2 separate regions of the Homo sapiens genome follow, and region 1 is linked to region 2. Evidence: read pairs that join two places in POLR2A ChIA-PET (ENCODE). Cell type or tissue: IMR-90. All regions are shown on one strand. Links, peaks and the distances in the headings refer to the core of each region. The heading gives the core; the rest is flanking DNA. Region 1 overlaps GPC6 (glypican 6). Region 2 overlaps GPC6 (glypican 6).

Region 1 (17,333 bases), core at 5,362-13,361, 100 kb after region 2:
AATTGTTATTTTATGAAGTCTTATATAGTATTTTTTCATATAAAAAGTGTTTTCTTGTATATTACATTATTTGCACAATTCTGAGTTGTGTTGTATCCAACTCAGAGATGTAGAACCTACACACGCTAGTGCTTCTCAGATTTATTGCACATAAGAATCACCTGGGGATCTTGTTAAACTGCTGCTTCTGGTTCAGGAATTCTGGGATGGGGCCAGTTGTTTGTGTTTTCACAAGCTCCCAAGTAATGCGGATGCTGCTAGTTTGTGGGCCACACTTTGAGTGGCAAGAACCTAGTCCACATTTAACTCCTGTACTAATACATACTATACCTTTTTGTGACTCTCAATTTCTAAGAAAGAGCATAGCAAGTTTTTCTCCTACATGACATTTTTAAATGGTAGATAGGACACAAGCATTGGGTGGATGCCATACCCACTAGCTACCAGCTGAGGGTCGTGGAAAAATGACCTTTCTTTGCCCTTTCCCATTTTCAGAGTTGGTGAGGGGATCAAATAAGTCATTTTATGTTAATGTGCTTCATAAAGACTTGCTGCTATTTATCATACTTTGTGTTTACCTACAAGATTCCCTCCAAGTTCATAGATTCATAATTCTCTTATTTGTTAAGACTGAGCTTTGCTTTGGCCTTTTAAGTATTTGATCTAATTGGTAACAGTGATGATCTTTATTTTGCTAAGCTAAGGATGTTGAAAAAAATTTATGAAGTGAGAAGAGAACTGGTGAATGGAATCTGACTCGCATGAAGAGCTATGTGAGGGTATTAATGGAAGAAGTGGGGGCAATCTCTAGGTGGGTGAGTTACTCAGGTGGCAACATTCATTAAATTCTCCTGTGCCTCCCTAATATTTTCCACCAAGAAAATGATTTCTCCTTTCTTTCAACACTTATTCCAGTAATGGTTGCACGACACATAACTTACTTGAAATTACATAGGGTCCCATAGAATCCTTTGTAATATCAATCATTTAAAACTTTTGTTGCTTTCAAAATTTAGCTTTTTAAATTTTAATGGGTTGATATATTATTTTTACAAATCTTATAGATTTCAAAACTCATGAAGGTGGGGATTACATCTCCACATGACTTAAAACATAGTAGGTGCTTAGTAGTTATTGGTTGCCTTGAGCTGACTTCCATTAGAGTTAAAAAGCTCCCGTTTAAAAATAGTAAATTATTTATGGGAGCATAAATTCCCCTAAGGGTAAATTACTGTTCTTCACTTAGGTAATCAGATTGATACCTTAATGAGAGTTGCAGCACTGAAGAGATGGGAGGTTTAATTCTTACAAGGGGAATACAATGATTTTTTTTTTTAAAGTAGGCTTGAGGATGTAGCAATATGCCGTAAGTGTTAACTGTGAAGTAAGCAAGTACTGGATACTTTATCTCACTTAACTTGATCTCAGTAATGCTCTTCCTATTATACTTTACATTTTACCTACTTACTCTTGGGGTAAATGATGTTTTTAAAAAATCATAAAAAATACAGTTCTAATACCTGACATGTACTAAGTTTTCAGAACTATTTGTTTGATGAATAAATGAGTGACTTTTTAATCTATAGGTTGGGAGATTGAGAAGCAGCAAATTTAAGTGAATTACCCAAGATCACCCAAGCAATGATTGACTGGATTGGGTTCAAACTCATGTTATATGTCTCCAAATCCAATCCACTTTTTACTTCTTTATAGTAAGTCAAGAACTTTGGACATCCAACTAAAGCAAATCCATCCCTGGGTAAAGAAAAGGAGGTTTGGAAGGAAATAAACTTGATTGACATTGTAATTCTGCCTGAGGCTCAGGGGAGCTTCCAAAACTCATTACCTCTGCCACATTTGTGGCTGCCATAGAGTGCCAATACCTGCATTATTCAAATTCATCTGACAGACTTTAGAACCTTGGGTCACCCAATTTTTGAATTTGAAACAAGTCCCTGTAGATTGCTCTAGTATGGCTCTGTTCAGTGCTTATCCTTCCACACTGAATGGAGGAAAAGCGGGTCAATAAAAAAGAAAGAAAAAATGGAAAAAGAAAGAAGTGAAAGGGAATGTCTATAGCCAACAAATTATGTCATACAATTAAATTTATATATTTTTATTTCCACTAGACTTTATGTTACTTACTCTGCACTAAGGATAACAGACATTCTCCTTTGTGTGCATACTCATAATGCACACACCATTATCCACCTCTACAGACTCAGGTTGTTTAGGGATGCCCTTTCGAAGGAAGGCTCTGGAAATGTCTCAGAGCTGCTGTAGTGTGCTTGTCTACCTGTGCACCATTGCCTCGGATAAAGACATCTCTCTGCCATCACAGGGCCCTCAACTCACCCAATTCGTCTATAGTTTCCATGACTTGCAGTGTTTGGTGGATCCTTCTATTTTTGCTTTTCAAACACCAGAGAAAACACTGTTGAGCTCAAATAACCATTCGAATTTACTGTATGGAAAAAGCATTCTGGTTTATCAGGGCCCTTCGCATGTCAGCTTCTGTAGTGTCCTGCTCACTTACAAGAGAAGCCACAGAGGGATTCGGAAAACATAACAACAGCATAGCTCTCAGTGTAGTGTCAAGGGGGACAGATATAAAAGGTCTTAACATTTCTCTGTTGTTCAGTTTATAACAGATCTTTTCCAGTTATGATAAAAATGTGGTTTTCATAGAGAATAGCTCATCCAATTATTTCAGCTTTTTGATATACATATTTCTGCTGCCTGCCTTCCTTAAATGTCCTCATTTCTTGATATATTTCATTTTCACAAAGGTATTCTAGGTGTAAAAAAGTCAGCATTAGACCATTCAGTAAGCTTGGATTCCACACCTGCCTCTACCTCACTTCATGGAAATGCTCTTTATCTTGGTGTCTGACTTATCTATAACTATGTGGCTCCATCCATAAGGCCAGGCAGCTTTAGTTTCCTTATGTTATAAAATGAGCTATCATAAGAATATATTTCAAAATGCTCAGAGCTTTCTGGAGAGTGAGCAAACTAGGAGGGAAATTTATATTTGGACAGTTTTACCTTATGCCTTCAGAAAGAGAAGCTACCAACAGAACACCAAGGTCTCAGTGATATGCTTTACAGGTGCTTCTTGTCAAATTGTCTTCATTCGTTTATTTACTCATTCAATAAACATATATATATATATATACTGCTGATCTCTCTCTTTCTGCTTCATTTGATCCTACTTATTCTTTGTGTTTCAACTTAGATATCTCTTCTTCTAGGGAAAAATATCCCTAATCCATGCTGGTCCCAAAGTGTAGTTTTAAGAGCAGCAGCTAAACCACATTTATTAGGAGCGTGGATATCAAAGAATGCTTCCTATCAGAAGGGAGAAAAAGAAAAAGAAAGAGGACAGAGAGCAGAGAAAGAAAAATGTTGCAGGTGGAGAGGATAAAAGACATCAAATAAGAAAAGTATATTGCATTTAAGGAGCTAAGAATATCCCAGTACTTCTGGGGAAGGAGGTAGGTTGAGGTGAGAAATGAAGCTGGAAGGTCAGCAGGAGTCAGAACAAGAAGGGGTTTGGAAGACACACTAAAAAGCTGAGACTTCAAAGCTAACTAAAGAGAAAGATGGTCAGATTTGTGACAGCAAATGCTCACGCTGGCTGCAAATTGAAGAGTGGGCTAGAAGGACAAGGGGGGAAAAGGATATCAGTCCTTGCTGCAATAATACAGGCAAGAAATGATGGTGGGGTAAATTAGGCAAATAGAATTAAGTGGACCAGTTCCAGAGATGCTAAGGAAACATGATTGACTGGAAGTGATTGGCTGGATTTGTGTAGGAAGGGAAGAGGGCACCTGGATGCATCCGCCTTTAATACTTGAGCAACTTAGAGGCAGATGGCACTGTTCTCTGAGATAAGGGGCACCAAGAAGGGCTTGGTTGGGAGGATTGGGAAGGAAGTTCATGATACAGAGTGTTTGGGACTCCAAACTCCATGTGCTTCCTGTTATCCTGGCCTATACCTTTTTTCCTGAGGTGACTGGGAACAGGGCAGCATGCTGAGTGATGCGACACCAGAAAAATGGTGAAGATACCATTCCAGTCTCAGAGATTCAGTCTAGTGTGGACAGAAAACACCCTCAAAAAAGTCAAACAGGAGATAGAACGTGCGAAGTGTGTGAAGTGCCATGGTCAAACTACAAGGTACACTGGGAGGGGGTGACTGCTTCTGCAGGTTTGGCCAACTGGGATGTATTAACCCTTCCTGTATTTCTTCTCTGTGGGTCAAGGAGGCTAAGACCTTGTTAGCCTCTGACTAAGCATTTTTCTCTAGGATTCTGAGTAAAAATCGAGGCTCAGACTTACAGGGCTTGGTCCTCTTATTAGGAAACATCACGATTCCAAATATGATAACTTACTCATGACATTCTGACCCTCATTGTGGGCTCTGTTTCACCAGAAGTCCCTCTTCTTCTAACTGTTCTGCATGGATGTTCAATGCTCTACAAGGTTTGGACTGTAGCAGTTCATACTATCGCACTTAAGTTATGTTCTAAAGGCACACAAGGCATATGTGAACACCATCACACTGAGAGAATGCTTTGGACCCAAGTTCTGTCTTTACTGACATTAGTAAGACTTTTCTGGTGCCAATAATATCCTTTCTCACAGCTTTTCCTGGGGACAAGCAGGCCATCTGAGCTGGCATTCCAGATGCCTGCTTTGCAGTCGGTATCTCCATTGTGTCCTCTTGGGGGACTTCGGGGCTCTCTTTGTTCATTTTGTTTTCTTCCATTCATCTACCCAAATGTTTTCAGTACTTACACTGTCCATGGATTTGGGAAGGGAGGCACACAAAGATGACTAAAATGCTATTTCAGCTGCCATAAAAAATGTGAGAAATCAGGCATGTAGAAAAGAGACCATGAAAAAGGGAATGTGTTTTGCAAATTCCAGGATCTGTAAGCCGAGTCCAAGTCCTAAGATCTGAAAGCATAAACTGAATGGTTAGAAGTAGTGAAATTTCTGTTTACTCAATTTTTGTGTGTGTGTATGTGTGTTAGGCATCATGCTAAGTTTCACTCACATATCATCTCCATTGACTACACAGTAAACATTAAATATATTTTATCTCCATTTTATAGATGAGGTCATTGAAACTCTAAGAGGTTAAATCCCTACCCAAAGTTCACAAAGCCAGGGAGTAAACTCAAAACTAATCTCATTGACAACTTGTTCTCTTAACCTCTCCTCTATCCTTCCCACCATCAAACATCATTAGTGCTTCTGCTTTATTTTCTCTTTGTATGGGCAAAACAAATAATAATAATAATAATAACATTTGAAAAATCACTGGATATAGATGCCTAAACTAGAATGTCAAAATAACATGTAATGGTCGCTACAGTTTCAAGTAAATATTTCTATCTAATGTTTACATCCTACAGTAGAAATCTGTCAGTTAAATTAAATTGCAGTTGTCTTTGACTTGCAAAATAATATCTTATATTTCCATTGAATCTATTAGCTGAATCAACTTATTTTACTTCTATAATTCAATGTAACATGTTTCTTTCCATTTGCTATCCTCAGGACACCCTTGTAAACAAGATGTTTCCTGTAATGAGTTTTTCCTGGTAAAAATCATTTAATAAGCAAATATCTCCAATCCCTGGTAATATGTGCTGACAGCCTCCTAACCATATTTGAAATATGAAAGCAGTGTTTCCAAGATGACTCAAGCCAATTGCTTTAATACTTCAATAAAAATAACTGCTATTAGAAGGCTCGATACTGAAGGCACATAATTTCAATCCTGGTTCATAAAATTTAATTTGGATTTATTTCAGGATAATGATCATTGAGAAAAGCAAGTATTGAAATGGTTGGACACATGGGTAAGGACCACTAATCTCCTCTGAGAGATTGCTGGGCTCCAGCAGGGTAGCTGGCAATATATATACACACACCATTAATTATTTGCTGGAATATTTTCTGTGACATTGGTCTCAAGGTGCTCTGCTCAAATACTCTACCTCAGCAGAATCCCTGCCACAGAGTACTTGAGTAAAATAACTTTACATCAAACTGGATTCTCTTTGGCTCTGACCACATGACCAGGTTTCATGGGTCCACTTTTTTTCCTATATCTTATATAACTTTTATGATAAATGAGTACAATTCCAGTGATCTACAAGAATGTTATGAGTAAAAATGTGGAGCATGTATTCACTTAGAACACATGTGGAAGGGCTCTTTAATGTAGTGTTGTCTATGCCTCCCAGCTTACAGATGAGACAACCAGAGTTCTGGAATAAATGACTTGCCCAGGGTCACAGAGCCAGGGCCTCAGGGTAAGTGATCTGATCTTTGGTCCAGTGTCAGTTCAGTGTGCCACACTTTTTACACTAAACCAGAAGGAAGAGGCATTGGTTAATCATGATAACAACAACAGTTTATGCTTATTTTAAGTTTGGTAAGCATGGTATATGCATCATCTTACTCAACCTTCAAAACAATGCTACAACTCATACTTTATTTATGAGAAAATGGAGGCTTAGAGCATTGAGATAACTTGCTAAAGCTCATTCAGCTAGTGAGTGGTAGCCCTGAGATTTGACCCAGGCTATAGAGCCTAACATCCTGTAATGATGATGCCAAGCTGAAATTATCAAGCAAGGTGTTTGGAGTACCCGTATATGCATCTAACAGAGGTGACAGGAAAAGCAAAATCTTTCTATGTGCAAAGAATTAAGAAAATAAGGAGAGTTGAGATAGGAAAGACAGAATCAGGAGATAGGAAAATGAAGGACTTAAGAGGCTAAGAGGGGGAAATTATTTTTTGACCTGCAAATGATCTTTATAATCACTTCAATTTTCTAGTTTATTTTAGTCAGGGTCATCTGGCATTGGTCATTCTGTATTTTAAATTTAGTAGTACCCACAATTCTCAATATTCACTTTTAAAGCATACACTGATTTTAGGAAATCCAAGGTAATAACCTGCCTTTAGTGGGAGTGAAATGAACATTAGAAGCAGATTTCAAGAACAAATGAAAAATTCCCTTGCAGTATTTTATTGCTTTTCTGTTAACAGTGGAAATATATAAACCTATTTCTTTATTCAGCAAATTCAAACATGCATTGCTAGAATGTAATGTTAAAATAATTATCAACGCTCATTTTATCCCCAAGTTATCTAAATGCTTTCGGATCTGGTCAATCACATAATTAATATATTTCTAAGAAATTGCCTTTTGGTATCACTTTTGATATACAACAACTGGTATGGGACTTTCCATCTGCAAAGTGTTATATGATCTCTCTTTTTAAATCTTGTGAGGTATGTCATCAAGGAGTTGATTTATGATCCTGGTTCAGTAACCTTGGACATGTCTCTATCTTGCACATTATTGATAAAATGATTCAATGTTTGCAACCTGAGATTTGAAAAACACTGCTATCTGGAAACCTGAAAAAGATTGTTTTTGAACGCTATAATTGGTCCAAGGATGAAAAAAGACAGGCATTTTTCATAAGTTCAATTTTGCCATAGTCCCAAGTTGGTAAAAGGTATTAATAATAATTGTTGAAGGTAAATTATCTTCTCAAGGTCTGGAGATAAATACTTGATTGGTGAGACTGTCCTAGATAGTAAATTACAACTGTGTCTAGAGGAAGTCACACAACTTGTTTTTTTTTCTTTTATTTTCTATTTTTAATATAGTGGTTGGTGGGTGTAAGTCAATTCAGAACAACATATATTGCACATCTACAATGCACCAGGCACCCTGCTGAGTGTTCAGGATACAAAGGTGGATAACATGAAGACTCCACCTTCAAGGATCTCACAGTATCAAAGGTGAAAATAGCATGTGACATGATTATGGATCACACTGCGAGCTTCCACAAAGCAGAAATATCAGAAAACATGCATTCTTGCATAAGTTTACGCAGTTTTGAATGAATGTCATTGGTTACTTGCTCATTTAAATTATTCATCTGATCCTTTTATGAGCATTTAATAAGTTCTAAATAAAATCTTAGCTCAGACTTCTTTCATTGCAGACACAGAGAAGTCCATTTGATCCTCCTGTCACCTGTCCAGTTGCAGCTTAATACTGATTTTCTCTACCCAAACCTCCAGATTGGGTTAGTTGCTTCATGCTTCATGTTCACTCAACCTTTTGTTTATACATTCACCATAACACATGTTCCCTTCTGTTAAATTACATATTCACTTATTTATAAGTATGACTCCTTTAATCAGTATCTCCTAGAGCTTAGGGTCCGCTCATCTTTGAATTCCCCCATACTTGGAAAAGTTCACACATTTATGGGAACACGTCATAACAGTTTACTGAATTAATGAGTAAGTTACTTAATGTAGAATCATCTGGACATAACTTCTCATATATACAAAGCTTACACTTCTCATGCTACCATTTTTTTTCTTTTTCAACTTTTATTTTAGATTCTGGGGGTACACATATGAGACTTTAAGCAAATCAGTTAATCTCTTTGGTTTTTAATTCCCAAACAAATATCAATATATTGAAGTAGCTAGGCTATATGACTGCTGACATTCCTACTTATTCTAAAATAAAATTATTTGGACACTTTACCATTGGCCTATTGGAAAAGGCCTAATGGATAAGGATATAATTTGACCCTAAATTGATAAGTTTCAATAAAGTCAAAACATTATACTAATGTAAAAAATAATGACAACAAATGCAATAATGAGTCTTACCATGTAGAAGGTGCTTTATATAGAATGTTAGGTAAATGGCCAAGTATAGATTTTAATATATTTTATCCATCCATCCATTCATCATCCGTCCATCCATCCATCCATCCATCCATCCATCCATCCACCCATCCATCCAGTCATTTAATAAATATTTGTTGAGTGTTTGCTAGGTGCTAGGCATTGCTCTAGGCAGTAAGCAAGAAAAAATAAAATCTAGGACTCCTAAAGAACTTACTCTCTAATCAATATTTCAAACTCTGTGCTTTTGCCCATAAGCAATAAGGTCTCCAAAGTTTTGTTAATAACTTTAGTAATATAAATATTTGATTCCCCTGTTTAACTAGGGCCTGGTTCCTAAAGATTTTCATTATATAAATTTAAATGTATAAAATTTTTCATAAAAGCAGGTATTCTAATGCTCTGCTCCATATTTTAAGAACTGCTAAAATTCTTTATTCTTATTCCAGGCAGTAAGAATATTAACTTCAGTTGGGCATTATCTTTCTATCCTCAAAGATCACTCTGAATTACACCAAATTAAATAGATTTAGGAATAAAAGAACAAATTATCTATTTTTGTTTGCATGTCAGGAACAGGTATTTTAGACAAGTCTTTGTAAAATAAAAGTATATCCTTTAGTTAAACTAGTGTTTGCACACAGATATCCCTCTCTCTCTCTGTCTTATACACACACACACACACACACACACACATACACACACACTCCCAAAGAATGATCTTTTCCTACAAAGGAACTAAGAACTGAACAGATAAGCTTGGAATTATTAGTCTTGAAAAATGGGTGTTCCATTTCTGGTGTGTGTGTGTGTGTGTGTGTGTGTGTGTGTGTGTGTGTTTTAAAAGCACCTAAGAGGCAAAGAGTAGAGGCCAGGTTGTACGAATGGACAGCAGCCATCATGGACCATTCATGGAAGTAAATCCACACTGCGTATATTTTGGGGTCATGAATTGGAAAAAGATAATGACTGTTCACTCTTTTATTAAAAAACAATATGGTCTCCATTTCAACCCTGATGTTACAGACCCTGCCCTCTGTGGTTACAGGTACTTGCTTGCTGCTGGGTGACTCTCAGTCTTTTTCTTACATATGCAAATAGGACAACAGCGCTATTAAAAAAGAGTGTGCGACAGAGGCTGGATACTTTTGTAATGATAATGCAATCCTGTCTCCTTCAGGAAACGTCTTCTTTTCACCATTAGGACAAAATCAAACGTTTAACAACTTCGCTTCAGTGAAAACAAAATATGCGCCTATAAAGCTATAATGTGTTGAAACCACGTGACAATCGCTGATGTCCAGATCAAGTTAGCCTTACTTTCAATTGCTATAATTTTATTTATTTATTAATTTTTGAGAAGATCTCACTGTCACCCAGGCTGGAGTGTAGTGGAGTGATCATGGCTAACTGCAGCCTGGACTTCCCAGGCTCAGAATTGCTCAAGCAATTCTCCCATCTTAGCCTCCCAGGTAGCTGGGACTACAGGTGCACGCCTGGCTAATTTTTGTATTTTTTTGTAAAGATGGGGTTTTGCCATGTTGCCCAGTCTCATTTCAAACTTGTGGGCTCAAACGATCCACCCACCTTGGCCTCCAAAGTGCAGGGATTATAGGCATGAGCCACTGTGCCCAGCTGCTATCCCTTTATACTCTCTTTCAGGCTGGAATGGGAACCACATAAATGGCATCTTTCTGCATTTTCTGATTTCATAATACAAAGTTAATAATCAGGTATCTGAGAAGAATGTCATGATTCTAAAGAGTGACAAAAAATTTAATATGATTTTTGACTATCATATTAAAAATCTAGATTCTAGAAATCAAATACTTTGGAAAGATAACACTGCCTATATAGAAATACTCTCTGTCAAAACCTTCAAATAAGTCTGAATTAAAACTGAAATAAAACCTATGAATGATTCTCTCACACTAAACCATTTCTCTTTTTGCTGGTAATAAAAAGTCCAACGAAAAATAACACAGCTAAACTTCCTACAAAGTACTACAAAGGGAGACAATCTCACCTAATCTTGAAAATAAACTAATGAGAAATATTAATTATATTTTGTTGTTTTTATATATCTTTTTTTTTTTCATTAAAAGGTAGCCAGCCATCTGGCTGGGCATGGTGGCTCACGTCTGTAATCCCAGCACTTTGGGAGGCCGAGGCAGGCGGATCATGAGGTCAAGAGATCGAGACCATCTTGACCAACATGGTGAACCCGTCTCTACTAAAAATACAAAAATTAGCTGGGCGTGGTGGCACGTGCCTGTAGTCCCAGCTACTTGGGAGGCTAAGGTGGGAGAATTGCTTGAACCCAGGAGGCAGAGGTTGCTGTAAGCCGCGATCGTGCCACTGCACTCCAGCCTGGTGACAGAGAGAGCCTCAGTCTCAAAAAGAAAAAAAAAAAAAGTAGCCGTCCACGACCAAAATGTTCCTCTCTATCTCTCTCCTATATATACATTTTTTGGGAATATACATCAAGTTATGACTGGGGAAATACTATATTTTATATCTATCTATGTATATTATATATAGATAATATTCTGTAAGCTAAGTATGGGAGGAAAAGCAAGACAACACCCGGTTTCAATAACTCAAAGAAGGCTGTTTTGCTTTGTTTTGTTTTGAAATCCATTCAGCTACATTTAGCTAAAAAGTTCTCTTCTCCATTTAAATATAAGTTGGGTTAGCTGTTTAAAGCAGAATAACTGTTTTTAAAAAAGGAAAATCCTAAAGTATTAAGTGGTGTTAACTGAATTGTGAGATTATGGATAAAGTTTTAATCACACTTTTCAGAACCCTCCAAAAGGTTTACTAGAACGTATACTATTTTCATAGTCATCAAAAGATGTGTGTATGTGTATGGTGATAAGCTATCTGACTTTCCTGTTAAATTAAAATTACCTATTAAATCATGTCATCTATTTTGATACATCACTTCGAAATCTCCCTCTGAACTTGTGGATTTTCTCTCTTATCACTAAACAAGGCCAAAAGAAAATAATAAGTTTTATATATTCTTTAAAATCTCAACAGCCAATTACACACGTGTATATAGGTGTGTATTCTTTTAAATGCGTCTTCACATGGCACATGGACAGATTCTAAATTCCCACCAGAGTTGACCATAAAAGAGCAACAGCAACATGTTCTAGAACACTTAATTTTGAATGATAGTATAGGCAATAGGATATTCAATAAGATTTCAGAAAGAGGATACAGAATCACACACACACACACGGAAAAAAAAAAGGTCAGTTTTCATCCATGTGGTCACACCAACAAGGGAGGGAAGTAAAGGGAAATAAATAGTTTCTAACGAGAATTCTCCAACTGCAATTTAAAACCTGCACCAGAATGGGCAACATGCTAGAAAGAGTGTTTGGTTCTTCCCCTTTATTCAGTGAGTGCATTGAACATCTATTCCTTTGGTTATTCAGTGCATATTCTCAATGAAACTGAGTCTTAGTGAACAGATCATTGTTAAAAAAAATTCTGATTCTTTTCTCCATTTTACATGTTTGAGAGGATAAGTTATTGTCACTTTTCTCTGCTTTAATTTTTCAATTATTAACTAGATATTTGTAAACTTAAAATGTGAAGCTCCCCACCAACTGAACGGACCCCTCTTGGTCAAGGGGGCCCCAGAGAAACCTGAAAAACGAAGTCCTTGGTGGTGATGGAAAGGGAGGTGGGACATGCCTCATGATACCTCCTTCTTGGAGTTTAGGCACAACTGACCAGCATTAATATTAAAATAGAGATCATCAGACTAACGAAATGGACTCTTCATGACACTAAGAGACCGAGTTATAAACAGGACCTAACGCCATGCCAGACAAGGGTTAAGTCACACACCCTTACAAGTCACTCTGTCTCAGTGTATTGGTTAACAGACTTCCTTATATTAAGCATTCTTTTTTGCTGATTCCAAATTTCTAGACAAAGCTTTCCTCCTTTAACCAACTGCAAATTAAAGAATCTCTGAATCCACCTATAAGCCCCCGCTTCAAGATATCCTACCTTTTTGGGCGATACCAATGCATGCCTTCCATGTATTGATTTATATCTTTGCCTGCACGCCTGTCTCCCTGATATGCATAAAACCAAACTGTAACTCACCCACATTGGTGACAATTTCTCAGGACCTCTTCAGACTGTGTTTCCACAGGCCATGGTCATTCCTACTGGCTCAGAATAAGCCTCTTTACATATCTTAAAGAGGTCTTTTGTTTGTTTGTTTTTGTTTTGTTTGCTTATTTTTCCTGTTAACACATGCCTACATCTATTTATATATTACCGTAATATAAATATATATTTATATTATATCATTTGAAAGATTTTTTACTAGCTTTGTTATTTGTCCTTTCCCTTGACAATGTGCAAAGGTGGCACTGGCAGATTTGAAAATGGCTCTGATTTATGAAAGCAAAATCCAAAGAAATGAAAGTTGCTCCTGGTAGCCTCAAACCACGATGCCAGCTTGGAGTTCTGCCTAATTCTATCCTTCCCTCTGGAGGTTTACAATGACCTGGAAGACAGCCATCTAGTTAAAGGAGCCACATTTCTGAATAAAATTGCTGAAGACAGTGCCTTCGGGTCTAAATTTCAATCCCTGCTCTGCTCCATCATTCTTAATTTCTCTGAATTTAAGTTTCCTCATCTGTAAGACAGGGACATTACAGTTCCCAGCTATTTTTGTGAGGATTAACTGAGCCATTGCTTGTGAATGCTTCCAACAGTTCCCAGAACACAATTCATGGAAGACAAATGGGAGTTTCATAATTTTTTCTTTCACTAACAATTTACTACTGGTTCCAATTCTAAACATATTTTAAACATGGCATATGCAACTTTGGTTATCCAGGCCCCCAGTGTCAAACACAAACTAGTTTAGTGTATTGTGAGAGAATTCACATTTACTAATTCAAATTAAAACTAAATGCAAATTGTAGTAGCATAACACACTAATGAACACAGAGGAACTTCCAGTCCCTGCGGTACTACATCTTATGTTATGTAAATACCATTCAAAGGGGTCCCACTCAAAGGTTTGTACTGCACTTGCTTCTTGGCTTGTCTTTTATTTCCTGAATTCCTTGAAGTAATATACTATTCGGTATAATAGACTCTTAACATTCAAAGAAAATTTGATAAAAGGAAAAGAAAAATATAAACCTGAATGGGCTTATTAAAAAAAAAAAGAAAAACAATTTTCTCATGATGATATAATGAATGAAAATATAAATTCTCTTTTACATTCTCCTGAGGGTTCTGGGAAGGGGTCAAATAAAAAATAAACATTTCCATAGAAAAAATCAGTAGCTCTTACTATGTGTCAATGTTAACAACAATCAGAAAACAATGTTGTTAAACTGTAGCCCCAGGAAGCTACAGCTGGTGGAATGATCAGATATGACTAAGGAAACAGGCAGGGGTCTTGCTAGTCAGTAGAAGCTGTGTTTGCAGAACATCATCAGAGGAGAATGAACCTCATCATATACCAGCATTACCTAACTCTGTCCAACAGAAAATGAGCAAAAGCAGCAGCCAGAATACAGGAAATAGCACTGATGAGGACCATGGTTAAAGCTAAATGTCTGAGCAATTGCAGACAGGTGGGGTACTGTCTAACTTCCCATCACCTTGATAGGATCCATTTCAGCTATCACAATAAAGGCAAGTCTTTAGATGGATTTGCGCTAGATCTACAAGATACTTGGCAGATGAGGCAGAAGCAAGATGACAGAAGAAATGAGAGATCCAAGGAGCCCCAATCTGGAGATATTTATTTAGCTTCATTTACCTGACAGGTCTCCAATTCCTAAGGTGGGGGAACTGGATATTAATACAGGACAAATACTATAGTTATGCCTGTATGTTCTTTGTAGTTCCTTTCTGAACTGTTGTGTATTTTTTATTTGCATAAATGTATGGGGTATAAGAATAATTTTGTTACATGCATAGTGTATGTAAGGGCTTTTAGGGTACCTATCACCCAAACAAAATACCATTGTTGGCTGCATATGAGTCATGTCATAATGTGGATTTAGCCTTATCTAGTTTACAGGTTTTGCGGGTCCTTCATCATCTGATCCCAGCCTTATCTCCTGTCTATCACCCTCTCCAGCAAATGCATCATGCTTTTTTTTTTCCCCCAGCTAACTCCTACCATATCTTCAAAAGTCAGCTCCAGTGTCATCTCCTGGAAACTGTCTGCCTGGATCTCTTCCCTAAATGGGACAGGCGCCCCTCCTATCTATTCCCTTACCATAATCACATTCCTTATCCCGGTATATAGTAAGTTATCTGGTTTCCTGCCCATTGCCCTAGACGGAGACTTAATTCAGAATGAGGAACATGTCTTTCATCTCTGCAGCCCCTAATGACAGACATTATTGGGTACCTGTTAGGTACTCAGTACAGGAGAGCTTCTGCCATCCTTGTCGCTATTGTCATTGTTACAGGCTGGTGTCTGGCTGTGCTACCCGTAGTGCAAGTTTTCAGCCCTTCCAGAAAATAAAAAATAATGATACCTTAAGTAGGCTTAAGCTTATAGTAAAATTTCACATGGTAAGATCAATAAACGTAAAAATGGCAGATGAGCTTTACTATCTTGACAAGAACATCAGCTCTGAACTAACTGTGTATGTGAGGTTGATGATAAACTTTTGTGGCTGAAAAGATGAAGAAGGTACTTGAAAGTGTCTCAAAGAAGACAAAGCAAACCATCCCACCCAGGTCAAAGTTTATGCCTTTCCTGGAACATGATAAGAGGTGGAATTTATGAAGCATCATAAGTATAAAGACGACTGGAACGATTACAGGAATGGAAGTTCTTTGAGATATAAAGATAAATGAAACAATTTGGTTCAGCAATCTGGTACAAGGGCTGTGAGGTGATTATTAAAGTTTATATAGACAGGGCAAATACAGTTTGAATATCCCTTATCTGAAGTGCTTAGAACCAGAAGTGTTTCAGATTTTGGACTTTTCTGGATTTTGGAATATTTGCATTATACTTAATGGTTGAGCATCCCTAATCCGAAAACCCGAAATCCAAAATGCTCCAATAAGCCTTTCCTTTGAATGTTATGTTGGTACTCAAAATGTTTCAGATTTTGGAGCATTTCATATTTCAGATTTTCATATTTGGGATGCTCAACCTGTACATGTAGATATTTAGCAAACACTATACAATTAGGTCTCAAGAATGCCTCTTAAATATGGAAAGGAGGATTTTGTTTGCTTCTTGTTTTTAAATGAAAGTATTTCTCAAAATGTTGTCCAGGGACCAACTGCATCATTATCACCTAGAAACTTATTAGACATGCAATTTCTAGCCTATCCTAAGTTTATCAGATTAAAAATCTGATGTGGCCCCTCCACCTCCCTTCTTTCAATCTGTGCTCTTAACAAGTCCCCTAGCACTACTGTTTTAGGTTAAAACACTGCACCTGAATAATAGGTCATTTTGCCTTGCTCATTTGCCAAAGTAGCCATTTCTAAGTTAAGGAAGTTTTTAGGTAGGCTCATAGCATTGTATTTCATTTTAGATTGTAAGCTCAATGGCAGGGATACTATATTGATAATTATGTTTTCATATAGCAACCATCACAGTATATTCTTGGTGCTTAATAAATGTTTATAATTGTTAACAACAACAACAACAAAAAATAAGCATCTTCCCTTGTCTCTGCCTGGAAAGTCTTTCTTGCTTTTAGTTGCCTGTTCCAGATCCCACTCCTTAAGGCTCAGCTCAGACCCTATCACTTTGAGAGTCTCTCACCTCTCTATATCCTCATTGCACTCTGCTAGAATTATAGCAATTGCAGCAATTGTCACAAATCCCCTGCCTATTTTCTAAATGTCCCAGCTGGACAAAATTTCACCCTGGGCCCTGTTCTCATCAATAATAGATTGTCTCCACACAGCTTATCCACTCCTTTGGCTTTAATGATCACCCCTCTACTGGCTTCTGAATGTATTTCTCTAGCCAAGATCTTTTCCCCAAACCCTGGAATCATGTATTCAATTGCTGGATATTATCTCCAAGATGTCCTACAGATATGTCATGTACAAGCGATCTAAAATCAAATTTCTCTAACTCCTCAGTTCTCTTTCAATTGATCAACTAGAAATAATTGAGACACTGCCACCTATTAATTTTATTGTGAAAGTCAGAAATTTAGGATATCTTCCATTATTCTTGTCTTTTCTCCTTTGCCCGCAAATCCAATCAGTCATTGAGTCTTACTGATGTAAACTCCTGAAATCTCTCAAATGTCTATACTTCCTACCATCTTTACTCGCCCACTATGGCCACTACCATTTCTTGCCTTGAATCTGTTAATCTCTTCCTATTTTCTCCCTATCTGCAAAGTTAGTGTTTTCTTAATTTCCCAAACTGTTGTCCTGATAATCATTCTGAAACACAATCTCATGGTGCATTCCCTTTTAAAATTCCTTCAATCACTCTACACTGCATTTAGAATTAAAAAGAACAAACTTCTTCTTTTTCTTTTTTTGAGATGGAGTCTCGCTCTGTCGCCCAGGCTGGAGTGCAGTGGCAAGATCT
Region 2 (17,333 bases), core at 3,831-11,830:
ACCTATAATGGGTTGCTTGGTGAGTCATCAAGATCTCTGTCTCTGGAAGGATTTGGGGAGGAGATGGGAATTAGGATTGCACAGCCCTGCCAGGTCCCTTTCCAATCCACAAGTCTCTATTTTAAGACCCTTGAGGTTAAATCCTGTAGAATAGAATCTAAGAACTACAAGACTTTGCAGTGCGGCTGATATGAGTTTATGTCACTAGGAAAGATGTCCTGGAGAATGTAGTGCCTGAGCTGGACCTCAGAGGATGATGATGATGGAGATGGGAGGACAGTAGCAGATGGGCCATGCCATACATTGAGATGACACTGACAAAAGTACAGTGCTCTGCCCAGTCTCCTTGCTCTTGGTCTGTTCCTGGCATCTTGTAGCAAGATGCTTCTTTCTAAATCATTGTTCTCACTGTATTTCTCTTTAATACATCTTATGCACCCAGGAAAAACATGAACACTCTTTAGTTGTCTTTCAAGGGTCCCCTCATTCTGCTCCAGCCCATTTTTCAGAATTTAGTGCATACTACACTGAGACACAAATCTTCTTTACCACTTGAACTCCCCTGCCCTGTTACAGGAACTAAATATTCCCTGACATGGCCCACACTCCACAATATTTGCTCCTTCTTGGCTACTGTCAGATTTGGAAGAAAACATCAAGTTTTATGTCTGAGATCCAAAATCCAGTGTGATAATTATTTCAGGCATGATCCAATAGATGTGAAGTCTACACGTCTCTATCTTTACTGACTGTTTTTTTTTCCACTTTGATTTTGTCCAGCGCTTCTTAACCTTTTATATGCATATATCAGTCAGTTGCAAGTTTTGATTCAGGTGATCTGCGATGGGACCTGTGATTCTGCATTTCCTGTAGATTCTCAAGCAATGTGGGTGCTGCCAGTCCAGGGATCACACTTTGAGTAGCAAGGCTCTAGGGTCAAACACACCTTCCTCCCCTTCTTTGACCAAATGGCCTCACAAGTTGATTCCCTCTATGATCCAGGGCATTTATTTCTTATTTTCAATACAAACTGATGCCCAGGTCTCAATCCTTTTCCTGATAAGTTCTTCCGAGGCTGTAGAGCCCTCCTGGCTGATGAGGCTTCTGTCCTGATACTCCTGACCTTTCTGCTCCACTGCTGTCCTGGCTGGAGCTGAAGTTATGAGGATTGATGAGGCCCCAGAGCAGGTGACTCTATAAGGAAAAGAGCAGGAGGCTAAGGATCATGTCCCTTAGATAGAAAAAGAGGAGGGACAATTTAGAGAGAGGAAGGAAAAGAGAGAGGGATGCTGAAACCAAGTATTTCAAGAAGTTCAGGTTGTCAAACCATCCCTCAAGTCCTTCCACACATGGCTTCTCTTCTCTGTGACCTTTTCCTCCCTGTTTCTATAGTGGTAAAATTTTGAACTTGATTGTATACTGTATGTCATTTCCAAAATGGGATTTAAGATGCATTATAAGCTGAAGGGTCTATAAAAGAGGTCGGTATTTTTAATGAACCAAAAGTTGTCTTTTTATTCTTTTTAAGGAGAGAAATCTGCATGATTTGGTTTGATCACAGACATGAGCTTTGATTATTATAAGGTTCTTTGATTATAAGTCCTTTCCTCCACTGCGTTGTAAACGCCTAGCCAGTCTTAGTTTTGCACTAAAAGGATCAATTGCTTCCCTATTTTCCAGCTTGGACATGGCTGGGATTCTAACAACTGCTAATAAAATAATTTCTGACTTGAACTGGTAACATTTACTACCTGTTCTGCATAGCACTAAATTTTCAAGTGGAATAGGAATTTTTTGGGCTTCTTAAACATTGATGAAAATTACTGTTGACTCCTTTGATAACATCTCTTTGTTTCAAATGCTTTCCAGATGTTCTAAATGATTTCCTAATATTTATATGTAAAAACTTAGAGCATAAGGAGCTTTTGTGATGATTCAGGGTAAGCTTATGTTGCAGATGAGGAGACTACAGAAGGTTAAAATGTTACTCTGAAAATCACTGATGAGCAGAGTTTGGAACCCATATTTAATATATTACATATTTGACTACACTGTATTTCATTTTAAAATTTGAGCTAAGAATTTTGTACTTTCTGGGCCAAAAAAGAGATTTTTTTGAAAGATTCAAATTACATGTTTTTTTTTCTTTAGTAAAACATTCAGTGGCTTTGTATAGCAGTTTTTAAATTCAGCATTATGTTTCCGTTACTCCCAATCATTCTAAAGTGATCAATGACATCAATCAACTGTTTCTTAAGGTTATTACACTTTTATTATTTTTATTATTATCATTATATTAAGTATGTTTGTAGCACAGATAAGGTGCGTGTGGTTTATTCTATGGATGGTGATAAAGTAAAATGCTGGGATATGTTTGGAATATTGCATTTGTAAGAAGCTTAATGTTACTTTGACCCACACTGAATAATTCAACAGGGTATGATATATCAAAGGTAGAGGCAAACAAAATCTCAATCCAGATGACTAGGGAAACATTTCTTCAATGAAGTACTTTGAAAATAACTTCATAAAGTCCTTACTTACTTGGAAGTATCACTGCAAATGGAAGGTCATAGGCTTTTTGGCAATTTTTTGTTGGATGCTATAGCTATTACCTACAGCTCAGGAAGAAAGGCCAGTACATGCCAAAGGCACTTTAAGAATATGACTCGATACATTTTATAATCATTTTAATCCAGGGCCATTAAAATGCTCTACAAGGGTCAAGAGCCAGGTTCTTTATTTCTTTGTAAACATTAATGCATTTTCACTCATTGTGTCATGGTTGGGAAGGAAACAGCACTCATGGCTCATGGTGCTAAAGATGATATAGGATCAATGAAAGACTAAATCATCAATACATCAATCTGTGTGCTACCAACCTAAGAGACTAATGTGCAAATTAATGACCTTTAAAATTCAAGGAATGTACATACATCAATCTAATTGAAAGAAGAATTGATAAAGTGTTCCGTCATTTACTGTCACAAACAGGAAGGAGAGATTAATGACACATGTTGATCAAATGCAGCACTTAAAGAGTAAGATATCATTTTGCCATCATCACAAGCCCTGATCTAGTCTTGGGTTTCTTTTGTACGAAGATTGGAGGGGGAATATGACTAACCAGATGTAGTAAGACTACCATGACTCTCCAGATACATAAGAAAAGTTTTCTATGATCGAAAACACACCCACTCAGCAGTTTGTACCAAGATTACAGATTCATCTTGGGAACAGGGAAGCTCACAAAGACTCCCACATCTTAAAAAGCAAAAAGGCCTCTTTAGTCTGTTATTTTCTCAACTCATGGGTGCAAAGAATATTATTTTGACATCATGATAGCTTTGTTTTTATTCATGAAACTCCTCTCTTATTAAATAAAAAAAAGAAGAACCGTTGAGATAAACGCAGTATTATTACAGGGCAGTTCTCAATGTCAGTATTGCCTTTGACTATCTAGGTTATAGAGAATCAACTGGAGAAGGGGGCACAATGTACAATCTAGGAAGATAGTCACTTACAATCATTTTAAATAACACCCTTCTTTTCCCAGCAGCTGCCTTGGGAACGCAGACCACCCTCTTATCTCTTGTAACCCTTCTCATTTAGTGAGCATCGGAAAGTAATTTTCTGTAAGTGTGGAAGAGATTATATGTTGAACATACACTGTGTGCAGATATAATGCATTATTTCTTACATATACTCTCTACATACCTCTGGAGATTCACAGGAGGGAGTTTTTCCAGCATTTGCAGAAAGAATCGCTGAATTCCCTTGAGCTTCTTGGCCTCTTATCATTCCTGACACCAGTCTAAACTTTACTGAAGCTTTTCCTTCAGAAAACTGCTTTTTTTTTTTTTTCTTTTTTATTCTGGATGTCCCTTTATCAGCCATCCCCCTCCCCCAGAAAACTCTAATTATCTTTCACTGGAAACAGCAGGCTTGGGGTTTCTAGAGAGCCTATCATATCCTTGAGTCCCATTTCTATCCATTTTAGTTGCATTTTTCCTCTCATCACAGTCCATTTACACTTGCCCTATCATTTATGGCTTTTGGACTTACAGCCCTGTGGTTGTTCTGGGACAAAAGAAAGTCTGCATTTTTAAAATTTCTTGAAATTCCATCATTCAATTTATAAACATATAAGCTATCCTCATGATTAATACTAAAGATAACACACACTAAGAGACAACTTTTGTTGTTGTTGGTGGTGGTGGGTACAGGGGAGAGCAGCAAAAAGCAGTACTCTACAACTTGTGTCTTATTTCGCCATCAATTTCAGCATTGAAATCGCCATTATCCGACATACACAGCTTCCTATTAGTTTAGCTTTAGTGAAGGCTTAACCAGCATGGGGGCACATAATAAAAATCCCCTTTTATTGCGTAATCATGACAAAATAAATATGAGAGCCAGCCTAACAAAAACAGACATCACCAGAGCCAAGAAGTTGGGCTTTTATGCATGACCTGGTCGTCGAACAATCTTATTACTCAATATCATAATTAATAAACTGTTTAGCAGCCAGTATGGAGGGCTTTGCAAAGAACTCATAAAGGACACATTCACAAAAGCAGTATGATGAACAGTTCTGCTTCTAAATCAAGGTTTTATATAACAAAGTCACAGAAGAGCCTTGATTCCAGACACCTGGGTGACAAATCCCTCTTAGGATCAGGGAAGTGAGAGGAAATAAGTATGGGACATTGAAGGCCACCCAAGGAGCATTACAGCAGTCTCATCTCTAGAATGACAGGAGTTCCACAGTTGTTAGCGGTGCCAGGAGAACATCGGGAAAGAAGCCAGAGCCTACTGGGGAACTAACTAGACAGCATGCATCAGCCAGGCCAGGGATGAAGAATGTGTCCTTGAGATTAATGTTTCACAGCTGTGATGTAGACCTAGCTACAGGCATAGTCGATGGATTTTGCAGCAGGAGACAGATGAGAAATTATAGCATCCAAAAGAGCCTGTTACACCAAATCAATGATAAACGTACATCCATGAGACAATTGGTGGTGAAAAAAAAAGATAGCATCCCTTAGCTCTGATTTTTCCCTTCATCCAAATTTTGCAACAGTTTGTTTTGTTTTTGTTTTTTTTTTTGCCTTTTAGCTTTCTAGGAACACTTTATTCAGCTGAAAAGAACAGCAAGGCACCACTTCAGTTATTTTCACAAGTTGTAACAAAGGACGTGACAACGGCACCCTTAATTAATCTTTGTCCTGAGACTGATAAAATAATAAGGTGAAAAACAATTTCACTTTTCAAACCCACAAGTTCTGGGATTTGGGGGCTTTGTATAGTCTTTCTCAATTCTGCTGGCAAACTAACCAGTCCGTGTTTTTTTTTTTTTCCTTTAAGTTCTGGGATACAAGTGCAGAACGTGCAGGTTTGTTACATAGGTATATGTGTGCCATGGTCGTTTTCTACACCTATCAACCCGTCATCTAGGTTTTAAGCCTTGCATACATTAAGTATTTGTCCTAATGCTCTCCCCCGCTTTGCCCCCCACCCCCTGCCTGGCCCTGGTGTGTGTTTCCCTCCTTATATCCATGTGCTCTAATTGTTCAACTCCCACTTATGAATGAGAACATGGTGTTTGGTTTTCTGTTCCTGTGTTAGTTTGCTGAGGATGATGGCTTTTGGTTTCATCCATGTTGCTGCAAAGGACATGACCTCATTCCTTTTTATGGCTGCATAGTATTCTATGGTGTATATGTACCACATTTCTTTATCCAGTGTATCATTGATGGGCATTTGGGTTGGTTCCATGTCTTTGCTATTAATTTGAACAAGTTCTATACTTCTTGGTCAGGCAATTCCATCTCCCCTATTTACTTAACATGGTTTTAAATATTTTCTCCTTTTCCTTCTGCATCAATGTCGAAAATCCCTTCTATGTCTGAAACTTTAAATTACTCTTGCACCTTTAAGAGGAATTTAAGAACAATTTTATGACAAATTTCAAATATATACAAAAGTCAAGCCAGCAGTATAATGAATTGTCATGTACCTTCACCCAGCTTAATCAATTACCCACTCACGGCCAATCTTGTTTTATCTACAACCCCACTGCCACCTCTCCATATCCAACTTCCCCATTCCCAGATTATTTTGAAAGAAAACCCAACCTTTCCATTGTTTTTCTCACAGGGGAGTTGTAATCAAGTCTCCTTCAGGAAACTGGTAGTTTTGTTTGCAGTTTTACTTTTTCTACTTCTATTGGGAGAAAAGGATATTTGGGGAGCTTTCATTATTTACTTCTTGTCCATTCTAATTATAACTAAAATCACAATTATAGAGTTAAGATAATTGCTAAAGACATGCATGTGAGCATAATTTCAGATAAGCAAATACAGTAGTGATTCAAAATATTTAACCGCTCTTTGGCTGTAATTGACCATTGATAAAATATTTCCACATGGTGTGAAATAAATGTAAGAAAACACAGCACTCAAACTACACAGACCTTCTATTAAGGCCTTTTCCACAACTGTATTTGATCTCTTGATATTCCCTTCAAAAGATGTTACATTTCACAGAGATGGACTCCTGGTGTGATTTGTCCCTTTATGAATCTGCCTTGTGTTTACAATCAGTATCAAAAGATTAAAATTAAAGTGTTTGCTGCACATTCAATTTATTTCCCAGATTGAATTGTAAATTATATACGCAAAGACTTTCTCTTAATCTCCATGGTGTTCATCCACAGTGCTTAATATAGTGCTTGGCATTTATTAATGCTTAACAAAGGCTTGTCGACTTATTGATCTATGTTGCTTCTCATCATAAAACCCAAGTATGTTTTATAAAATGACAGATTCTTTAATATAGGAAGAGCAAATATGTGTTGCCACTAGACATTTCCTGTCCGCATGGCAGACATCTCGAATTTATCACTGCACTCTTTTCTACTAACTTGGGATGCAGCCTCAGCATCCTTGAGGTGCAAATTGCAACTTACCTCCTATCTGTGCTCTAACATTGTTTAGAGAAGAGATTCAAATCATTGGGCCATCAAGCTTGTCAAACGCTGTTCTGTTTTAAGTGTTCTGCAGGTCACTTTCACTACTCCTGTTTGTTTTAGTCTGTTCATTCACTCCAGGGGACCTGTATTGTGGTCAAAGCCTGGTTTCCATGATGGGGTTGGTATGAGGAGTCAAATTCTAATTCCATTACTCACAAGCTGGATCATTAGCTTTTGTTTTTTCCTCCATAAAATTTGGATAATAACATTCTCCTCTTTTCAGAGGGGTTTTGTGATGGTTAGATGAAATGATTAATCTAAACAGCTTTTTAAACTGTGAAAATCTATGCAAGTGTCTGTTAATATAAAAGATATCTTAGGGGGTCATACAAATAAGCACAGATCTTTGTCCAGGATAAGCCTCTACAAACTTAATGAAACACCAGTTTCCAAATTTATATTCACTCACCTATCCCTTTGAGTCTCTCTTTTGTATGATTGTTTTGTGGCTCAAGATTTATTGGGGATCACTTCAAAATGTAATCTGAGGTCTAATGATGTGTGATTACACTCTATTGTTATCAGCCTATGCTGAGGAGCAGGGTATGGGATCAAATCGATAGGATAGAAAATTAGATAGGAAGCACAATGAAAAGTGTGAGGTTAAGGGAACATTTTATAGGGTTTTGGGATACAGTTGCTGAGACTACTTTTAAAAGAACAGCCTCAGGTGATTTCCCTAAAGCTTTGGCCTTATCAACCTCATGTTCTAACCAAGTGACTAACTGGCCATATGTTACATTTAAACAGCTTTCCCAGAAAGCTGCTCCTGATTCTCTGAGCATGTTGGCATATATGACAATATGGAAAATATGCAGCGGTTAATTTTCCTAACCACCCTGAAACTAACATATTTGCAATGCATTTCATCAGCAACTTAGTAAATTGCCATTTAAGAGGTATATTACTTTTACAATAGTATCATAAAACTCCTGCTGCCAGCCATAATTCACAGGTGGTAGCTGAGGAAAGTGGATTCAATAGTACTTCAATATCCCTATGTCCTGAGGTGCTAGTTTCTAAGTAACAGGCTGGCGATGTGTGTGAGCATGTTTCTACTTTGGGGGTTTTGAGTCAAAATAATTTATAAACCTCTCTCTCTCTCTCTCTCTCTCAGCCTGAAATGGTCATGGGGATATCAGCAGTTGTATGGAAATTTTTTTGGTGACTAGAGGGTCCTATATGAAGGTCACATGTGTATTATTTGAGAAGGCATTGCATACTTATTTTTGGCATTCAGGTTCTTGGGTGATATTTATGGGAAATTTTAAATGCATAATAAGAATGATAAGATTTGAGGTTTTTATTCATTGGCCATATTATACAGGGAAAAAGAAGGCTAGTGAAATAGGGACATAAGGTTCTATGATGTTGGTTACTTTAAATTTTTATCTCATCTCTAATTCAAATGTCAAGTCAAAGTAAATTTCTTAAGTACTTTAAAAATCTCTGCAAACAATTTAACCAAATTTGGAAGCATTCATCCAAACGTAGATGTTGCTGTCAGAACAGGAGGTGAGGACAGAGAAATCAGTGTCACAGGCAAATTGAATTGGGAGCTGACTGAAAATTTTTTGAGGGAAAATGCAAATTTCATTACCAATGGCTTGTAAAGACATGACTCTTAAGGCTTCTACAACTATGATCCTAATAATTCCATGACGAATGTACTTCCCACATGTTTTCAGAAATAGAGCTGGAGGGAATGTTTCCTAGCACATTTTTTGAGGCCAGCATCACCTTGATACCTAACTCAGACAAAGACACCATAAGAAAAGAAAATTACAAAGCTGGGCACAGTGGCATGTACCTGTAGCCTCAGCTACTTGGGAGGCTGAGGTGGGAGGACTGCTTGAGCCCAGAAGTTTAAGGCTGCAATGCACTGTGTTTGTACCTGTGAACAGCCACTGCACTCTACCCTGGGCAAAACAGCGAGACCCCCATCTCTTTAAAAAAAGAAGAAAAGAAAAAAAGAAAAGAAAACAACAGGCCAATATCTCTGATGAGCACTGATACAAAAATTCTCATTACAGTATTAGGAAATTGAATTCAACAGCACATCAAAATGATTATACATCATGATTAAGTAGGATTTACCCCCAAACATGCAAGGCTGGCTTAACATATGCAAATCAATTAATGTTATACATTGCATTAACAGACTGAATGACAAAAACCACTTGATCATATCAATGGACACAGAAAAAATATGTAACAAAGTTCAACATACTTTTTTGATAATAATTCTTGACAGTTTAGGTATAGAAGAAAAGTTCCTTGACATTATAAAGACCCATTTATGCAAAATCTACGGCTAACATCATAATCAAGAGGGAGAAACTGAAAGCCTTTCCTCTAAGAGCAGGTACAAGGCCAGGATGCCCGCTTTAGCCAATTCCATTCAACATAGTCCCAGAAGTACTATGAAGAGCAAAGAGGCAAGAGAAAAGAAATGAAAGGTATCTAAATCAGGAAGGAATAAGTAAAATTATTTGTATCTGCAGATAATGTGATCCTATATGTAGAAAAACCTAAAGACTCCACCAAACAACTATTACATCTAATAAATTAATTCAGTCAAGTTGTAAGATTTAAAATAAAAATGAAAATCTATGACATTTTAATACACAAACAATGACCTATCTGGAAAGTAAATTTTTTAAAAAATCCCATTTATGGCAGCATAAAAATACCTTAGGAATAAGTTTAACCAAGGAGGTAAAAGACCTGTACATTAAACCCCATAAAACATTGATGAAAGAAATTGAAGAGGACACAAATAAATGAAAAGATATTCGATGCTCATGGATTGGAACAATTAATATTGTTAAAATGTCCATACTGCTTAAAGCAATATAATCTCTATCAAAATCCCAATGACACTCTTCAAAGAAATAGAAAAAACAATCCTAAAATTCATATAGAACCACAAAAGACCCTAAATAGCCACAACGATTCTGTGAAAGAGAAAAAAAACCCAAAGTTGGAGGCATCACACTTCCTCCTGATTTTAAATTATATTACAAAGCTATAGTAATGAAAACAGTATGGCACTGACATGAAAACAGACACATAGACCAGTGGAACAGAATAGAGACACCAGAAATAAATTTAAACATATATAATCAACTACTTTTCAACAAGGGCACCAAGAAGACACAATGGAGAAAGTAGAGTCTCCTTGATAAATGATACTGGGAAAACTGGATTTATACATACCAAAGAAGGAAATTGGACCCTTATCTTATGCCATGCATAAAAATCAACTTGGAATTAATAAAAGTCTGAAATGTAAGATCTGAAACAATGGAACTCCTAGGACAAAACATAGGGAAAAAGCTCCTTGACACTGGCTTTGGCAATGATGTCTTGAATGTCACACCAAAATCTTAGGCTACAAAAGCAAAAATAAATATGTGGGACTGCATCAAACTAAAAACCTTATACACTGTAAAGAAAACAATCAAAATGAAAAGACAACCTACAGGTTGAGAAAAAATATTTACAAACCATATATCAGATAAGGGCTTAATATCCAAGATTTATAAAGAGCCAATACAATTCAGTAACAAGAAAATATAAACTCCATGGAAAAATATGCAAAGGACTTGAATACACATTTCTATAGATTTGACATAAAAATGGCCATCAGGCACATAAAAAGATACACAAGATCCCTAATCATCAGGAAAATGAAAACAAAAACTGCTATGAGATACCACCTCATATCCGTTAGAATGTCTACTATAAAAAAGACAAGACCCAAGTGTTGTCAAGGGTGCGGAGAAAAGGAAACCCTTGCCCACTGTTAGTGGGAAAGTAGATTGGTGCAGCCATTATAGGAAACAATATGGAGGTTCCTAAAGAAAATTAAAATAGAATTATCATATGTTGTAGCAATTCCTCTTCTGTGTATAAATAAAATAATCACCTCACAAAGGTATCTGCAATCCCATGTTCACTACAGCATTATTTAGAATAGCCAAGATATGGAAACACACTAGGTGTCCATCAGTGGATGAATGGATAAAGAAACTGTCACACACACACAGACACACACACACACATACACACAAATATTATTCAGCCTTAAAAAAGGAGATCTTGCCATTTGCCACAACACGGATTGACCTAGAGGACATTATATTAAGCAAAATAAGCCAGATATAGAAAGAAAATTATTGCATGATCTCACTTTTTATTTTTTTATTTTTTAGAGACAGGGAGGGTCTTACTCTCTTGCCCAGGCTGGAGTGCAGTAGCATGATCACAATTCACTGCCACCTCTAACTCCTGGGCTCTGGCAATCCTCCTGCCTTAGCTTCCCAAGTAGCTGGGACTATAGGAATGTGCCACCTTACCTGGCTAGCTTTTAAATTTTTTTTTTTATTTTATATAGAGTGGAGTCTTGCTATGTTACCCAGTTTGGTCTCAAACTCCTCACCTCATGAAATTCTCCCGCCTCAACCTCCCAAAGCACTGAGATTACAAGCATGAGCCACCACACCAGGCTGCATGATCTCATTTATATGTACCATCTAAAAAATAAATAAATGAATGCCAAATATATAGAGATAGAGAATAAAACAGTAGTTACCAGGATTGGGCTGGGAAGAGGAAGTGGGGAGATACAGGTCAAAGGATACAAAGTAGCAAATATGTAGGATGAACAAGTCAAAAGGTCTAATGTACAATATGAAGACCACAGTAAATCACAGTATATTCAGAATTTTTGCTAAATGAGGAGACTATGTCTGCACACACCATGGGGTAGGCAGGGAATAAGTGAAGATGTGAGATGGTAGCTGTGTTTATTTGTTCCACTATATAGTAACCATTTTACTACATGTATCTTGTAACATCATGCTGTATATTTTAAATATACAAAATAAGATTTAAAAATAAATAAATAAAAATATGACTTGCAAGACTCCTACAAATATGATCCTAATAATTCCATGACTAACTGTATTTCCCACATTCCCTACATCCCCCTCTCACATTCTGCCTCTTTTCAGCAAAAGGGTAAAATTTCATATTTAAAAAAAATCACATGGCTACTCTGCCTTCACTTAAAACTGTCAATGACTTCAGTGTCCTAAAGCTTCATCTTTTATTCTCATCTCTCATATAAATGGATGTGACTTCCATGATTTAACCTTATGACTATTTTTTTAAAAAGTAAAACCACTTATTATTTTGTCCTTCCAAAAAAAGAAAGACAAAATAAATGTTTAAGGAATTTCTTAGACATCACAGGTAATTTTACATGTTAGTATTTTATTCCTTATTTCCTCTCCTTGCATATTTGGTCAAGTTATAGATCTATTGTGTAATAGACATTTAGTTCGAGATGGAAACCTTGAGATAGTGCCCAAATCCTTAACTTCACAGGTGGTGAAACTGAGGCTAGACATGTATGATCCTTGACAGAGGTCACACAGGAGCCAACCAGTGACAATGTCTTCCTATTGTTTTCCTAAAGCCACTTCTTATCAAAATAATGCGGACATAATTAAGCTTTGCGGAGTTACGTGCTGGCCCCAAAATGATCAAATGCGGTTTTTAGATACTCTGACTTGGCACAGCACAGATAAATCATTTGTATTCTTCCTCTTTGCCCCCTGGCACACAATAGATCTCTAACTTGCCCAAATATGCAAGGAGAGGAAATAAGGAATAAAATAGTAACATGTAAAGTTACCTACAATTACCTAAGTAGTTCCTTAAACATTTATCTTGTCTTTCCTTTTTTGAGAGGACAAAATAATAAGTGCTTTTACTTTTTAGAAAATAATCATAAGGTTCAGTCATGGAAGTCGCATCCATTTATAGGGGCAGCTTTACCTCTCTGCAAAGTGAGAAGGAAACTGAGGCAAAGAAAGAGAAAGCATCCTGTCCAGCCTACATGGCACAGCATTTACATCTAAAATGCAGTTTGTTACTTACCCTCATCTGGCTAAATAGTGTTCTGAGGTAGACTAGCAGCTATCTGTCTGCACAGGATAAATGATGAACCAAAAATAGTTTGTGTGGTCTACTGGTAGACATAAAAAGCAATGAGGTCAGCACAGAGTCCATGAGGATTGAGCACTAATGTATTCTTCTGCCTGCTTTGATTTTCTAACAAAATCATGCAGTTTTAAAAGGGGGAGGACAGAGTTTAATGATTGGGGAAAAATTAGAAATGTCAAGTATAATCCTTTGAAACAGGTAGTGAAAGCTCAGGAGTATAACTGTTTTGATGTTCCCAGTCCTGCCAGTGAGTGACAGGGAAAATGAAGACCCTTTCAGACAAACTGATTGTGCTCCTGTCAAAGGTGGCTCAAGTTCTGTTCAAACACCTGTTTCTATCTTTATGAATATTAAAAGCCTCTGTGATTTTTTTTCTGGAAGCAATGATTTTGAAGTGTTACAGTACACAAAAGACATCATCTCAGTCTTGTTCCAATTCACTGCCAGTCCTTAGTTTTCCCTGAGAATGTACATAATTTTAAAATTTGGTGGCAGATTTGTAGATGTAAGGCCTGTTGAAACTGAAAAACAGGGTTGCTTTATTTTAAATCAGTATTAGTCATTCTAATTTTATTTTACATGTGATTTGTTTTCAAGTTAGCATAAAGGTGCTAACCACAGAAATTGATATGGAAATATAAGATAAAGCATCCCTGGAAGAGATGAAGTCAGGGCTTTCCAAAGATGTCATTCCATCATTAATAGCCATGGCACTGTCAGCTGTATATGGAGATCAATTCTCTTGGATATATAATCCTCTGACAATTAAAACTCATGTAGTTGAAATGTGCCTGGGCATTCCACAAGTGGTACTTTTTTTTTTTTTTAGATTTAGTTAGCATGGATTATGATTCCTTCTAAAGTTAAATAAAGGTATATGACACAAACCAATAGGATTTTGTGTAGCTTCTTGGAAACTTACATACTACAAACCCAACAGACTGTGTAAAATATTGCTATTAAATCTTCCAACCACTCTTTCAGAGTTCTTTCTCCTAGTGTCAAATGAAATTGTGTTATATGAATCACAACCCCACAAAATGATCACTTGTAATTAACTCCTTCCAGATTTCACTCATTTTAGTCTTGACTAATGGCTACTTTTGTGAAGGAATCCAACCCACTGTAATCCCTAAACACAGGAGCCAGCTTTAGTGTGCATCACATTAAGGCTGCTGAAAATGAATGGTCTGATTTCTGCTTGAAATTCAGGAAGCATAGTATTCCATGGTGTATATGTGCCACATTTTCTTAATCCAGTCTATCACTGATGGACATTTGGGTTGGTTCCAAGTCTTTGCTATTGTGAATAGTGCCACAATAAACATACGTGTGCATGTGTCTTTATAGCAGCATGATTTATAATCCTTTGGGTATATACTCAGTACTGGGATGGCTGGGTCAAATGGCATTTCTAGTTCTAGATCCCTGAGGAATCGCCACACTGACTTCCATAATGATTGAACTAGTTTACAGTCCCACCAACAGTGTAAAAGTGTTCCTATATTCAGCCATAAAAAAGGATGACTTCATGTCCTTTGTAGGGACATGGATGAAGCTGGAAACCATCATTCTCAGTAAACTATCGCAAGGACAAAAAACCAAACACCGCATGTTCTCACTCATAGGTGGGGATTGAATAATGAGAACACTTGGACACAGGAAGGGGAACATCACACACCGGGGCCTGTTGTGGGGTGGGGGGAGTGGGGAGGGATAGCATTAGGAGATATACCTAATGTAAATGACGAGTTAATGGGTGCAGCACAGCAACATGGCACATGTATACATATGTAACAAACCTGCACGTTGTGCACATGTACCCTAAAACTTAAAGCATAATAATAATAAAAAAAGAATAAAAATACATTAAAAAGAAAAAAAAAGAAATTCAGGAAGCAAAGACTTAGGGGTCAGGAAATTACATCTCGTTGTCTAGAATTTGTGATCAACATTTCAAGTCACTCATTCACATTTAGGGGTAGAGATAAAGCCAAAATCTGTCTTACACTGAGAAGGGATCTAAAAGGGTTTTCTTCACATTGCCTGGTCATATTTCTTTTACTCTTTGGAAGTTAATACAGATAGAGTAGAAACAAGGCAACCTAGCCCCCTCCTTTTTCTGTTTTAGCTTCTGGGTACAACCAGTCTCTGGCCATCTTTGATGGCTAATTCCAGACATTTACAAAAATGCAGAACCTGCTGTCACCATCTCTGCACTGTGCAATGACAAGATTACCATTTTTCTGCTCACAGATATGTGGCATCTGAAAACTCATCTAGATTATATATACACTACAAATGTGAAAATATGTATAATGAGTCCCATAAGATCATCAGTCTCATGGAGGCAGGACTTCCTTAAGACCAAAAATGTATGCCAGAAAGCCATGCAATCCAATTTTCAGATTCCAAAAAAAGCCGACAATCAGTTTCCAAGCCATAGTGTCTTAGTCAGTTCAGGCTGCTAGAATAGAATACCATAAAGTAGGTGGCTTGAATAACAAATGTTTGTTTATTGTGGTTCTAGAGGCTGGGAAGTCTGAGATCAAGGTGATGGCAGATCTTCTGTCTGCTGAGGACCTTTCCCTGGCTTGTAGGCAGCTATCTTCTCTTTGTATCCTCACGTGACCAAGAGATTGCACTCTAGTCTCTTTTAAGGACACCAGTGCCATCCTGGGGGCTCCATCCTCATGACCACATCTAAACCTAATTACATCTCAAAAGCTCCACCTTCTAATACCATCCCATGGGGGATTAGTATGAATTTTGGGGACACACAAACATGCAGCTCAAGTACCATCATTGTTCATCCTGCCATTTCCCAAGTATGGTGGACTCAGCTCAAGAGCAAGAATATGACGTCAACCTAGTCAAGTCCTTCCCTTGTGCAATATACCCTCAGGAGCTTCCCAGCTGGCCCAAAGGAAAACCATTCCTGCAGGTGCCTAAAAGACCTGCTTCCTCTGTAATTCCACCTTCTGCTCTCTCCTTCATGCTTATACGGCACCTGCAGCACTGGCCTCACTGCTGTGCCCCCACACTCTTAGGCTGTTCACTGCTCTGTTCCCCTCTGGTGCATTCATCACTCTCTGAAATACTACCTGTATGACTTTTATTTATTTTATTTTATTTTATTTTATTTTATTTACTTTCTGTCTCCCAACACTGGAATATCTACTCCAAGAGGATAAGGATTTGCTTTCATTGTTGCTGTTGTTTCTCCAACTTCTACAGCTGTGACTGGCAAAAAGCAGGCACTCAATCATTATTTTTTAAATGAATGAATTAATCCATGACCACTCCTTTTATCCTTACGGCTTTAGACCTTAAGGCCATTGAGTGTCTCCAGAAGGAGACAAGGAGGCCCTCTCGGGTAAAAATATTAATCTGATTATGAATATGTGTCTGGAGGATGCCAAGTTCCATAAAATTGATAAAGTAATCAAATACTGTGTGTTTGATTCTGAGGAGGCAGCATTCTTCTTTACCCAGAGGAGCTCAGAGTCAGCCCCAGGGCGGTTGCCTATGGCTGTGCTGTTCATGTACTGTGCAAAGGTGAGGAGGGGGTGAAATCCAGCCCAGTTTCTGCTAGCTGGGTTCTGTACCCTTCAGTGTGGCAGGAGAGGGGGAACTTTTTTTGTAATTCATGATCCCAGAGGGTCCATCCTACTTCAGTTTACAAAAATATGCCTCTCTGCTATTAGCTGGCCCCTTTCTATGAACACCCTCAAATACCTAGAGTCAAGTTTAAGCTCTCAGCTTCACTCTCAGCCTTCAAGATTGATTTTCCATTCAGTGCTGTTTTAAAGTAGGTGAGCATCACTTCCTAAGGAAAACTGGGTCCATTGGTCCCAGGAGTCTCCTTTGCACAACACATCTCCCCACAAATGACACTTGAAAGGCGAATAGAGCTGATCTTCCAAGAGGGAAGCTGAGTGGATTGAGAGCCGAACACTCTCGCCTTAATACCTTAAAATGTTTAGCTTTTTGTTTCTAGATATTGTATAGAATTCCTAAACAACTGGCTTAAACTAGCAAGGCAACGCTTAACTTTGGCCTTTCCTAACTTGGAGGTAAGATTCCCAGGAAACTATCATTTCGCAAGAATAAATTCATAATTCACATAATGACTTCATCAATAATGACTCTAATGCCGAGAGTGCTTTGAAGCATTTATTTTCTATACCTGAAATGTTTGCCCTAAAATGTATCTAAAATGAGAAATTTTTTAAAAAAGTTTTAAAAATCCTCTATTTCCTACTAAAATCATTCCAAGAATCAT

The links. Peaks named below come from ENCODE experiments on the same cell type or tissue, not always from the same donor. Only the 100,000 strongest peaks of a DNase experiment are listed, where the experiment ranks them.
Region 1: POLR2A ChIA-PET joins it to region 2 with 5 read pairs; 3 of 35 experiments call an interaction of 5 or more read pairs at or near these places.

What each region holds. Positions count from the first base shown.
Region 1 is chr13:94,136,660-94,153,992 of GRCh38, reverse strand. The region is part of intron 4 of GPC6 (glypican 6); the gene reads right to left. Among named protein-coding and RNA genes, the nearest start is that of GPC6-AS1, 43 kb to the left of the region's middle. RefSeq lists an enhancer at 9,515-10,448. In IMR-90, for the core only: no CTCF peak of the experiment used is centred there; no DNase peak of the experiment used is centred there.
Region 2 is chr13:94,239,490-94,256,822 of GRCh38, reverse strand. All of the region lies in intron 4 of GPC6 (glypican 6), which reads right to left. Among named protein-coding and RNA genes, the nearest start is that of GPC6-AS1, 60 kb to the right of the region's middle. RefSeq lists an enhancer at 6,781-7,378. In IMR-90, for the core only: no CTCF peak of the experiment used is centred there; a DNase peak (open chromatin) is centred at 7,132.